Linked DNA regions of Homo sapiens: region 1 is linked to region 2. The links are chromatin contacts, found by Hi-C or POLR2A ChIA-PET in ENCODE. All regions are on one chromosome and are shown on one strand. Each heading gives the region's core, a stretch centred on a gene start or an enhancer-like site at or near the end of the contact. The rest is flanking DNA. Distances are from core to core; before and after follow the strand shown.

Region 1 (5,726 bases), core at 607-3,106, 210 kb after region 2:
TGTGTCACACCGAATGATATTGTCAATGCTGGGCTGATGCCAAATTTAAGGAACATGGAGAACTTGGGAAAAGGCCAGAGATAGAGAAAAGATTGTTAATGGTTTGTTTATAGGGAAGAAATGGGTTTGCCCTAAAATAAATGCATACTAGAAGATGAAAATGACAGTGCCCAGGTAGAAACTGGCAAAAAGGGTTCTCAGAGCAAAAACATGGGACCCATTTTGGATATAAGTCCTAACTTCACTATTGCTGGTTTTGTAACCTTAAGCAAGACACTTGAAATCTCCAAGCTTCAATGCACTGAACTACAAATGGAAATAATGCTTACCTGCAGATTGTTGCAAGGACTAAATATAATGCACATCAAATGCTAGGTATGATGCCTGGTGATAACTGGCACTTAATAAGTGGTAATTAATATCATTATTAATATATAATATATAATAGTATATTATATATTTATAAAATATATATATATATATATATATATATATATTTTTTTTTTTTTTTTTTCAAAGGATGACCTGATGGTTAACTTTAGGTGTCAACTTGGCTGGATTAAGAGATACCTGAATAGCTGGTAAAGCATTATTTCTGGAGATTGGTATGTGAGTCAGTGAATTGAGTGGGGAAGATCTGCCCTCAATGTGGGCAACCTGAATAGAATAAGGTAGAGGGAAGGTGAATTTTCTCTCTCTCCTGGAACTGGGACACCCCCTTCTTCTCCTGCCTTTGGACTCCAGGTTATCTGGCCTTTGGACTCTGGAACTTGCACCAGCAGCTGCTTTGGTTTTTAGGCCTTCAGACTGAGAGTTACACTATTGGCTTCCCTGGTGCCGAAGTGTTTGTACTTGGACTGAGCCATGCCACTGGCTTCCGTTGGTCTCCTGTTTGCAGATGGCCTGTCATGGGACTTCTCAGCCTCCATAATTCTGTGAGCCAGTTCCCCTAATAAATCCTCTCTTCTCTTTATCTTTCTCTCGTTCTCTTTCTCGCTGTCTCTCTCTCCCCTATTGGTTCTATCTCTCTAGAGAACCTTGGCTAATACGGATGGTGAACAAGTCTTTGTCTCTTTTGAGGAGGATAAATAATTACAGGATAAATAATTTAAATATTTAATTATTTATATATAATATAAATATATTTAATATAAAATTATTTTTAAATAATTATTTAAATAAATAAATTATTAAATATTAAATAAATATTAAATAAATTAAAATAAATAATTTTTAAATAATTATTTAAAAATAATTAAATTAGCCTTAAGAAACTTGCTAACCGAAAAGTTGAGTTTTCTTATTTAAGAAAGTCATTGCTGTTTCTTTGGCTTATGTTTAATTCAGATAATCAAATGCTTATTAAGCATCTACTGTGTGCCAGAAAGTGTGATGCATACTGAGAATACTGAAATGCAGGTGGCTGATGAAATGAACCCCTGCTCTTTAGATTCCTGCAGTTCAGGATAGATGCCCATTTGTCTGAAATGTGGTAAGCATCTCCTACTTAAATCTTTAGCTCCAACAGACCATCACCATTTGGCCACCATAGTTTCGCCAACCTCAGCATATCAATTGGTATCCGCATTTTTTAGACCCTTTTCAAGAACCTCAGAGAACAAATCTAGCCATGTGCTATACGGCAAAAGCCAAACAAAGCATGTGAAATGGGTCCTTAAGGTATAGCTTTTGTACCATCTACCCTTTGGCATCCAAGGTCGCTTTTAACAATGCTGCCCATAACTCTGTGCAGAATGCCTCCTGCCACAGCATGTAGGACTTCTACTCACAATACCTAGCAGCACCTCTAAGCATCACCACAGTCCATCCAACTGGTCACAATTAAGATAAGATCTGAGCTGCTTTCCGGAGATCTGTAAGATTCTCCAAAATAGGCCAAAGACGGCTATAAAGCCTCACACTATGCATCATTTACTCAAAGCGGTCATCCAAGCATAGAACCTGATCTGACTCACCTTTACCACAGTTATCACCTGATCCTCACATAAACTCAACAAATAGCCCTTTTGGAGTCCAGAAATAAATACCTGCACATATGGTCAAATGATTTTCCATAAGGGTGCCAAAACCATTCAATGGGGAAAGGACAGTTTTTTCAACAGATAACATTGGGAAAACTGGATATCAACTTGCAAGAGAAATTGGACCCCAAATTTATGCCAGATACAAAAATTAAATCAAAATGGATTGAAAACCTAGATGTAGAACCTAAAACTATAAAACTCTTAGAAGAAAACAGAAGAAAAACTTCATGACATTGGGTTTGGCAATAATTTCTTGGATATGACAACGAAAGTACAGACAACAAAAGAAAAAGAAAAGTTGGACTACAACAACATTAAAAAGTTCTGTGCATTAAAGGACACATCAACAGAGTAAAAGGCATCCCACGCAATGGGAGAAAATGTTTGCAAATCATACATCTGATAAGGGTTTAGTATCCAGAATATATGAAGAACTCTTACACCGGGCATGGTGGCTCATGCCTGTAATCCTAGCACTTTGGGAAGCTGAGGTGGGAGGGTTGCTGGAGCCCAGGAGTTCAAGACCAGCTTGGGCAACATAGTGAGACCCCTGTCTCTACAAAAAAAAAAAAAAAAAAAAGAACAAAATTAGCTGAGCATGGCGGTGTGCATCTATAGTCCCAGCTACTTAGGAGGCTGGTGTGGGAGGATCGCTTGGGCCTTGGAGGTCAATACTGCAGTGAGCTGTGATCGCACCACTGCACTCTAGCCAGGGTGACAGAGTGAGATCATGTCTCAAAACAAAAAACAAAACAAAACAAAAAATACTCTCACAACTCAACAATAAAACCCTCAATTTTAAAATGGGCAAAGAACTTGAATAGACATTTCTCAGAAAATGTTATACAAATGGCAATAGCATATAAAAAAATGCTCAATGTCATTAATCATTAGGGAAATGCAAATCAAAACCACAATGGGATACCCCCTCAAACCCATTAGGATGGCTACTACCAAAACCCAGAAAATAATAAATGTTGGCAAAGGTATGGAGAAATTGGAACTCTTGTGCACTGTTGATGGGAATGTAAAATGGTGCAATAGCTATAGAAAACAGTATGGTGGGCCCCCAAAAAATTAAAAATAGAATTATCATGTGATTCAGCAATTCTTAGCATATACCCAAAATAATTGAAAGCATGGACCTGAGGAGATATTTGTACATGCATGTTCATAGTAGCATTTTTCACAGTAGCCAAAAGGTGAAAGTAACCCAAGTGTCTTAGTCCGTTTTGTGTTGCTGTAACGGAATACCTGAGACTGGGTAATTTATAAAGAAAAGAAATGTATTTGGCTCATGGTTCTGGAAACTGGGAAGTCCAAGGGCATGGTACTGGCAAATGCTTGACGTCTGGTGAGAGCCTTCTTGCTGTGCCATTCCATGGTGGAAAGTGGAATGGCAAGAGAGCATGAGAGGGAGAAAAGGAGGTCAAATGAATCCTTTTATCAGGAGCCCACTCGTGTGATAACTGCTTTAATCCATTCATGAGGGGAGAGCCCTCATGACCTACTCACCTCTTAAAGGTCTCAACACTGTTGAATTGGGAATTAAGTTTCCAACCCATGAGCTTGGGGAATACATTCAAAGAATAGCACCAAGTGTCCATCAACAGATGAATGTATAAGCAAAATGTGATATATACATAAAATGGAATATTATTCAGCCTTAAAGAGGAAGGAAATTCTGACACATGCTACAATATGAATGAACCTTGAGGACATCACGCCAAGTGAAATAAGCCAATCACAAAAGGAAAAATATAGTATGATTCCACTTACATGGGGTACCTGGAATAGTCAAATTCATAGAGATGGAAAATAGAATGGTGGTCACCAGGGCTGGGTGACAGGGGGATGGGGAATTGTCACTTAATGGGTACAGAGTTTTAGTTTTGCAAGATGAAAAGGGTTCTATGGATGATATTGATGGGCCCAATATTGATGGTAGCACAACAATGTGAAAGTACTAATGTCACTGAATTGTGCACTTAAAAATAGTTAAGATGGTAAATTTTATTATATGTGCATTTTACCACAATTTTTAAAAAAGCAGCTAGCGGCCAGGTGCAGTGGCTCACGCCTGTAATCCCAGCACTTTGGGAGGTCAAGGCAGGCGGATCACGAGGTCAGGAGTTCAAGACCAGCCTGTCCAATATGGTGAAACCCCGTCTCTACTAAAAATACAAAAATTAGCCGGGCATGGTGGTGCGTGCCTGTAGTCCCAGCTACTCAGGAGGCTGAGGCAGAAGAATTGCTTGAACCCGGGAGGCAGAGGTTGCAGTGAGCCAAGATCCCACCACTGCACTCCAGCCTGGGTGACTGAACGAGACTGTGTCTCAAAAAAGAAAAAAAAAAAAAAGCAGCTAGCCCAGTGTTCAGTCTGGCCTTCCAAAACTATGAACTTCTGCCCTCTATTTCTAGCTCCCTGGACTTGCCATCCACTTTTTTCTTTCTTTCTTTCTTGTTTTTTTTTTGTTTGTTTGTTTTTTGTTTTTTGAGACAGAGTCTCACCCTGTTGCCAGGCTGGAGTGCAGTGGTGCGACCTTGGCTCACTGCAACCTCCACCTCCTGGGTTCAAGGGATTCTCCTGCCTCAGCCTCCCGAGTAGCTGGGACTACAGGTGCATGCCACCATGCCCAGCTAATTTTTGTGTTTTTAGTAGATACGGGGTTTCACCATGTTGGCCAGGATGGTCTCGATCTCTTGATCTAGTGATCAGCCCGCCTTAGCCTCCCAAAGTGCTGGGATTACAGGCGTGAGACACCGTGCCCGGCCGCCATCCACTTTTTATATACACCACGCTGTTTTCCACCGTTTCTCACTATGGCCAGCCGATGTCGACTGTGCCTGGCACTGTGCATATACTCTTGTCATCCAGTCCCAGAGGAAGGACTTAATTATAAGACATCCTGGACTCCCACCACCACAGAACCTTCTCATAACACTCCACCCCACAGTATGCTCTGGGATCATCACAACTCTTTGCCAAGCAAACCTGGGAAAGTTCAGCCCTTCCATTACTCCTTGTGGTTGGTGATGGACAAGTGGAGAGAGCCTGAAGCAAAGGAGTTACACATGACCTCCCTCTTAGTGTGCCTGGCACACCATAGGAGAAAAACCTCAACATTCTTTGAGGGTCAAGTTTGGCATTTTAAGAACTATATTTTTTTCTGTCTCTCCAGCCTCTTACTTTTTTTTTTTTTTTTTTTTTTTTGAGACAGAGTCTCATTCTTTTTCCCAGGCTGGAGTGCAGTTGTGTGATCATAGCTCACTGCCACCTCAAATCCCTAGGCAGAAGCAATCCTCCTGCCTCAGCCTCCTGAGTGGCAAGGACTACAGGCACATACCACCACACCTGGCTAATTTTTAAATTTTTTTTGGTAGAGATGGGATCTCATTTTGTTGCCCAGGCTGATCTCAAACTCCTAGGCTCGAGCAGTCCTCCTGCCTCAGGCTCCTCAAGTCCTGGGATTACAGGCATGAGCCACTGCACCTAGCTGCCTCTTGATCTCTGACCAAAGTGCTCATTTCCCATTTTCTGGTCTTAAATCTCCCTTCAGAGTTCATGCTCATCTTCTTACCTATGACTTCAGCTTATCTGTTATTTCAATCCAAATGTCACCTCCAACTGCATAGCCTAAAGCTTGGTGCTAGGGAGTGTCACTCACAGCAGGCCCTTCT
Region 2 (5,907 bases), core at 674-3,173:
CTACTCTTTGAGCAAACAAGGTGTAGACAGCTCGGGGCCAAACTTAAGGGCTCCACCACGAAGGAAAGAGTGCTTCTGACAGTTACTTTGGAACTTGAGTATGTTTTTTTCTTATAAGCATAGTGGCAAAATAACTGAGAGTTACGCAACGAAATGCCTTAGGTGCCCAGTGGTGCTCACACCCTGATGCCGATCTCACACCCTGATGCCGATCTCACACCAGGGAAGCCTTTGAATGCTGAGGGTTAGTAACACCTTCCACTACATTCCAGAGTGGGAGAATGCTGGCCACACTTGCCAAAGCTGCAGTACAAGTTTAAAACAACCAACAAAAACAAAAGCCAAAATCACTTTTCTTTAGGAATGAGGTCAGCACTCTTTTGCACACTCGTTTGTGGGGAGTTAAATATTTGGTGAAGAAAAGGCAGCCTGCCCGCAGGCAAAGCTAGAGATTTCGGCCAGTGGGCATATCTTTCCAAACCCTTGCTACTCCTCTCGATTATTTTCTGCGACATAACACCACTCCACCCCTTGCTGCCTTTCTCTAACTACTTTCTGAAGGCCGTGCCTTTGGGGAAGTGGTTACAAATAAATGGTGTTTGCGCCAAAAGCTAGAGGTTCCTCCAGCTACACGGCAAACCGAAGGAAGCAGTCAGGACATTGAGAGGCACTACACAATGACAACAAACATTGCCAGCGACTGCTGAGCCCCTCCCCCGCGCCAGCCTCAGCCCAGAGAATGCAGGCCCGGGGCTGGCTCGCCGCGGGCCAAACACGGACGCAGCTTGCGCCGGGGGCATCCCGAGCAGAGGCATCCCTCGGTGCCAGGCAGCCGCGGGCCCTCTCCGGGCATCTCCCACCCGGAGTGCTGGGCCAGTGCCCAATAGGAAGCCCCGCGGGGGAACTTTCGCCACTCTTCTGCCACATAAACAAGTCGGGCTCAAGACCGTCCAATGACTGGGCAGGGCGGCGAAACACACTTGGAAGTCCTGGCAGCTTCCCGGACTCGACTGAGTTTAACACTCTAGGAGGAGAGGAACCCAGGGCGGATGCTTCACTCGCCCCCCTTGGCCAGCCCCTTTACCCAGGGCCGAGGATGTTACAAATACGGGCAAATTCTCGCTCCGGCAATCTTTTCCCCGCTGCCTTCCCCTCCTCATCTGCAGCCTGGAAGCAAGTTCAGCAAAAGGCTGAGGCGAAAGTGTTTCCGCGCCCCCGATCGCGCAGGCTCGGTCCACAGGGGCGACTTTCCGGGGCGCGTGGGCTGCAGCGGCCCGACTGCGCGGCGCTCCGGCATCGCGCCCGGGCTCAAGTTTCTGGGTCTTGGAGGCCCCTCCAGTGCGTCCTAGCCAGTCGCCGCAAAGAGTTAACCAAGTGGGGCCGGCCCCGCTCCGCCGCCCCCAGCAGCGCGTCTCCACCGCGCACCCCCGGCCCCGCGCTCGCGGCGATCCTCCTGAACCGCAGCTCTGTCCCGCCCCAGAGCCAGCCAGCCTCCCTCCCGCCCAGCCGACTTGGCTTCCCGCGCGCTCCTCACCGCACTCCTCCGGGCCCCGCGATCCTCCAGCACTTCCTCAGCTGGAAGGGGCTTCACGGAGGACCCTCTGCCCCCGCCGTTCTCCCCGCTTTCCTCCCCGCACCCCCCCAGGAGGTGCCAGTACCGATGCCCTGGATGAAGACGAAGCCGGTGACCATGAGCACTGGGTGCCAGTTAAACTCTAGTGCGCTCCCATCCCAGCCAAGCCCCTCTCGGTAGTGGAGGACCCAGACGAGGGCGAAGATCACCGACAGGAAGCCGACGAGCAGTGCCGACCCCAGCAGCGCCAGGAAGCGCCAGTAGCCCTCCATGGCCATCAGCGCCCCATACTCCGCACCGCGGGGGCCACAAGAACTTGGAGAGGCGGCGGCAGCCCTCTGGGTAGTGGCCGGGCGGCGGGACCGGGGCGTCGACTTCTTGGGGCTGTCTCCGCCTGCGGGGAGGGACTTTCTGGGCTGCTGGCCCGGAATGTGGGGCCTCTTGGGGGTGGGGAGCTGGCCCCAACTCAGAAATGGGCCCCACCCCCGGGATCACGCGGCCGCCGAGGGCGCTCATTGCCTGGTGGCCTCACCCTCTCCCTCGTCCAGCATCCAAGCTCGCAGAGGGCTTCAGTAACAGACCTAGTTAGTTGCTCAAAGAGAAAATTCCGAGGATTTTATACTCACCACTTGCTTTTAACACTTCCCGTGTCTCGTCCTTATTTGTGGGGAGGTTGAGTAGGGCAGTGGTGCGCCCTCTTGGTTAAGAGAAGAGAGGGATCCGTTGGGTAGGGTTATGTGTGTGCTTTTAACTACTAACGAAGCCTCCTTAGCCACAGTGCTGGAGAATTGGCTGTCTCTGACATCAAAGGGTGTTAAGGAGGAACCTGTAAGGTGGTGTAAACTAAAAATAAAATCCTAAGCCCCTCACTGACTGAATGGACCTCCTTGGCCAAGCAGACCCCAGAAAAACCTTAAAGCTGAGTTTCTAGCTACAGCCGGAAGGGAAGTCTACCCCCTCCATTTTGGAATTTAGACTCAACAGCTGACTAGCATTAATGTTTAAAATAGAAATCATAAGGCGGACAGAACAGACTCTTTGTAGCAATAAGACATCAAATTATAAAAAGGACCTAAGTCACACACTCCTACACTTAAGAAATAAACTATGGTCTAACTGCCACAAAGGTTTTCTTTTCCTCTAGAGGCTAAACAAGCACTGGCTTGAGATAAGCAATATTAAAACAATTACAACTTAATCAGTTCACAGATGCTGACCAGCTGAACCCCTGTTGCACCAGCCAGAACTACAGCTTTCACTGGGCTGATTTCAGGAACTTTTTCATGATAAGAAGACCGACCATGGACCGGTTCTGGCCAGTGTACAGGGATTGTGCACTTGTATGCATTCACGTCCTGAAAAGACCTTTTGAAGTGTAGGTTTGAAGTAATACATTTAAATGTATTTGAAGTAATACAATTAAATGTTAAGTCTCCACCCCAAAGAGAACATGTTACATGCATGTTTGTTCAATATGCATGTGTAAGGACCACCTCCATTAATATTCATAGCTCCTCCTGTAACCTGTTACGTATGTATGTTTGGCCAAACTGTTCAGCATAAAGCTCCTACCCCAACCCCTCTGCCTTCCAAGTGCCTGTCTCTGGTCTTAGGCCAGAGGCTATGTTTATCAGCCTATGGAATGGCCTCCTTGCAGGCTATAACCTTTTATAAGAAATAAAGTCTCCTCTTTTTTCAAATTTATAATTTTTTGTTTTAAGTTAACAGTAAAGGCCAGGCGCAGTGCCTCACACCTGTAATCTTAGCACTTTGGGAGGCTAAGGCGGGCAGATCACTTGAGTCCAGGAGTTTGAGAACAGCCTGGGCAACAAGGTGAAACCCTGTCTCTACTGAAAATACAAATGCATGCACCTGTAGCCCCAGCTACTTGGGGGACTGAGGAAGGAGGATCACTTGAGCCCAGAAGGTCGAGGCTGCAGTGAGCTGAGGTTGCACCACTGCACTTCAGCTTGGGTGACAAAGTGAGACTCTGTCTCAAAAAAAAACAAAAAACAAAAAACAAAAAAAACCCAGTAAACCGGGTCCCCATGAGGTGTCTCACAGCTGTAATCCCAGGGCTTTGGGAGGTGGAGGCAAGAGAATCACTTGAGCTCAGGAGAGGTATGATCGCACCACTGCACTGCAGCCTGGTGACAGCTAGACTCTGTCTGGAAACAAAACAAAAACAGCATGGGCAGCGGTGGGCTTGGCCTTATCCTGCAATGAAACTACTTGCAGTTTGCTCTTGAGAGAGGGAAGACAGGAACCTCCTGGACCTGGACTTGCCGTTTAGTGTGACAAATGGATTTTCAAAGTGCCCGCCCACCCAAACCAATTTGAACCAAAGCCCCTCCTTGATGAAGTGAAGCTTGCTCCCTGCCCTCTTTCCAACATTATCCTCACCCTTCTCCACTGGACAAAAACAATGTCAGCATTATCTAATGCTATTATAAGAAAAAGGGTTCTGACTGCCAGGGCTTCCAGAATGCATTTGGGAACGTTCACTTCTAGCCCTCTTCTGTAGCTCATCTCCAAGGACTACTTTGCTATATTGTCTTGTTGCCGTCTTGAAAGACCTTAGAATGTGCAGGAAGTATACGGGGATGATTTTCAAAGCAGGCTAAGGAAATAGGAGTGGCAAGCCATGGTAGTAGGGCAGGATTAAGGGCTCAGAGTAAAAGGCTGTAGACCTCACCTGTGTCATTATTTTTCCCTTGGTGGGGAGAGTAAGCAAATGGAAGAGAAGGATACCTTTCCCCAGCACAAGGCTTTCTTTGATCTGGTCCAGCCTAGCACCCCCTGCCAGTCTCTTACCACAACCTGACTGGCCCTGATGTCCTTGGCTGTAAACTGCTCTGGCAGCTTCTGACCACTTCCTACCCACGCCACTGCCTCTAAATTTCCCTGACCCCCATCTCCACTGAGAAACCTTCCCTGAGTCTGCCCCTGCCCAGACTTTTATATCCCACTGACCTCCCCATCCAGTGCCTCCTTGTGTCACCTGTCAGGATGTAATATAAGGATCTGCTTCTCTGGCTGTCTCCACTCTCAGACTGCCCTATTGAAGGCATTGATTCTCTAATTGATCATTTTATTCCTCCTTGGGATGTGGTAGTTACTCAATAAACATGTGTTGGGAGGCTAATGAGACTGAGTGTGTTAATCAGGGTCCTGGCAGAAAACAAACAGCATATTGGAATTGAGTAATTTCATAATGAACAAGACTGTTTATGAAGTTGTGGGCAGTGTAGGAAACCTCAGGGTTAGGCAGTGCCCCAGGTCTGAAGGGCAGAGAATTACTGGAATCCAGAGAGAAAATTGTGCGGAGGGGGAAGTCCGATAGAGGCCTTGAGTACAGGGATGCAGCCAGCCTGCAGAGACCTCATAGGGAGAAAGATGGAAGCAGATAAATATTCCAGCCTTACTCTTCTCCCCTCTGATCTTCTGCCTAGGGTGTCCCAGGGGCTAACCAGAACCTAATCAGAAGCCACAGGGCAGTCCATGTATCCATCCCAGGTCAACTTAGGGCACAGAGCAGAAGAGAGAAGAGTGAGAGCGGATCCCTAGGAATAAAAGGAAACTATCCCTGAATCTTCCGGTTTTATTTTTTCAGACCTTTTTTTGGTTCCTGAGTGCTGCAAACATTGCCTGTTTCATCTTACACTGATTCTTTTCCTTTGCGAACTTTAGCTTGTAATTCTATAATGACATCATTGTATCCCTATCCCTCTCCCTAAAAGTATCTAGTCTTTGTCCTCAATTAATGTTTTCACCCCATTGACCTAACACCTTCACTCCACTCTTGAGTTAATTTTGCTTCATAGCAGCAGCAGATGAGAATCTCTGGGATTCCAGACCCCATTTAACAAAACATTTCGGGAGGATGAAAACATGGCCAAATGGTACCAATGGTGTTGAATCATCTTGAAGTTATATGTAAAACTGAGAGAATTTCAACTTTTAAATTATCTTTTAAGAACCTAACTTTGATATTAAATAAAACTGTCACTGAGAAGGGGAAATTTTTCAATAAACATTGTTGTGGCTTACTGTTAACCTTTTAATTAATTAATTAATTATTTTTCTTTTTGAGACAGGGTCCCACTCTGTCACCCAGATTGGAGTGCAGTGGCATGATCTTGGCTCACTGCAGCCTCCACCTCCTGGACTCACCCTCCTGCCTCAGCCTCCCAAGTAGCTGGGACCACAGGCGTGTGTCACCATGCCTGGCTAATTTTTGTATGTTTGGTAGAAAGGGGGTTTCATCATGTTGCTCAGGCTGGTCTCAAACTCCTGAGCTCAGGAGATCCACCTGCCTTGGCGGCCCAAAGTGC

The links. Hi-C counts contacts between places; a loop is a spot of excess contacts on that map. ChIA-PET counts read pairs that join two places held with the same protein, here RNA polymerase II (POLR2A). Pooled maps may share reads with other maps.
Region 1: a loop to region 2 is called in a pooled map, with 2.7 times the contacts of the local background. The contact joins the enhancer-like site here to the promoter of CYBRD1 in region 2. A Hi-C loop is called at or near these places in 6 of 37 single-sample maps with no recorded cell type and 4 of 50 pooled maps. POLR2A ChIA-PET finds 5 or more read pairs at or near these places in 4 of 52 experiments (HCT116, WTC11 and activated CD4-positive, alpha-beta T cell).

What each region holds. Positions count from the first base shown.
Region 1 is chr2:171,303,946-171,309,671 of GRCh38, reverse strand. No RefSeq gene overlaps it. Among named protein-coding and RNA genes, the nearest start is that of METTL8, 130 kb to the left of the region's middle. Within about 2 kb of position 1,856, at least 2 of the 41 ENCODE cell types and tissues checked have a DNase peak (open chromatin) inside an H3K27ac peak, as active enhancers do.
Region 2 is chr2:171,518,490-171,524,396 of GRCh38, reverse strand. It overlaps CYBRD1 (cytochrome b reductase 1), which reads right to left and starts at 1,923. Exons shown (of 4, transcript NM_024843.4): 1 at 1,659-1,923. The coding sequence starts at 1,851. RefSeq lists silencers at 1,285-1,354, 1,505-1,614 and an enhancer at 1,725-1,834.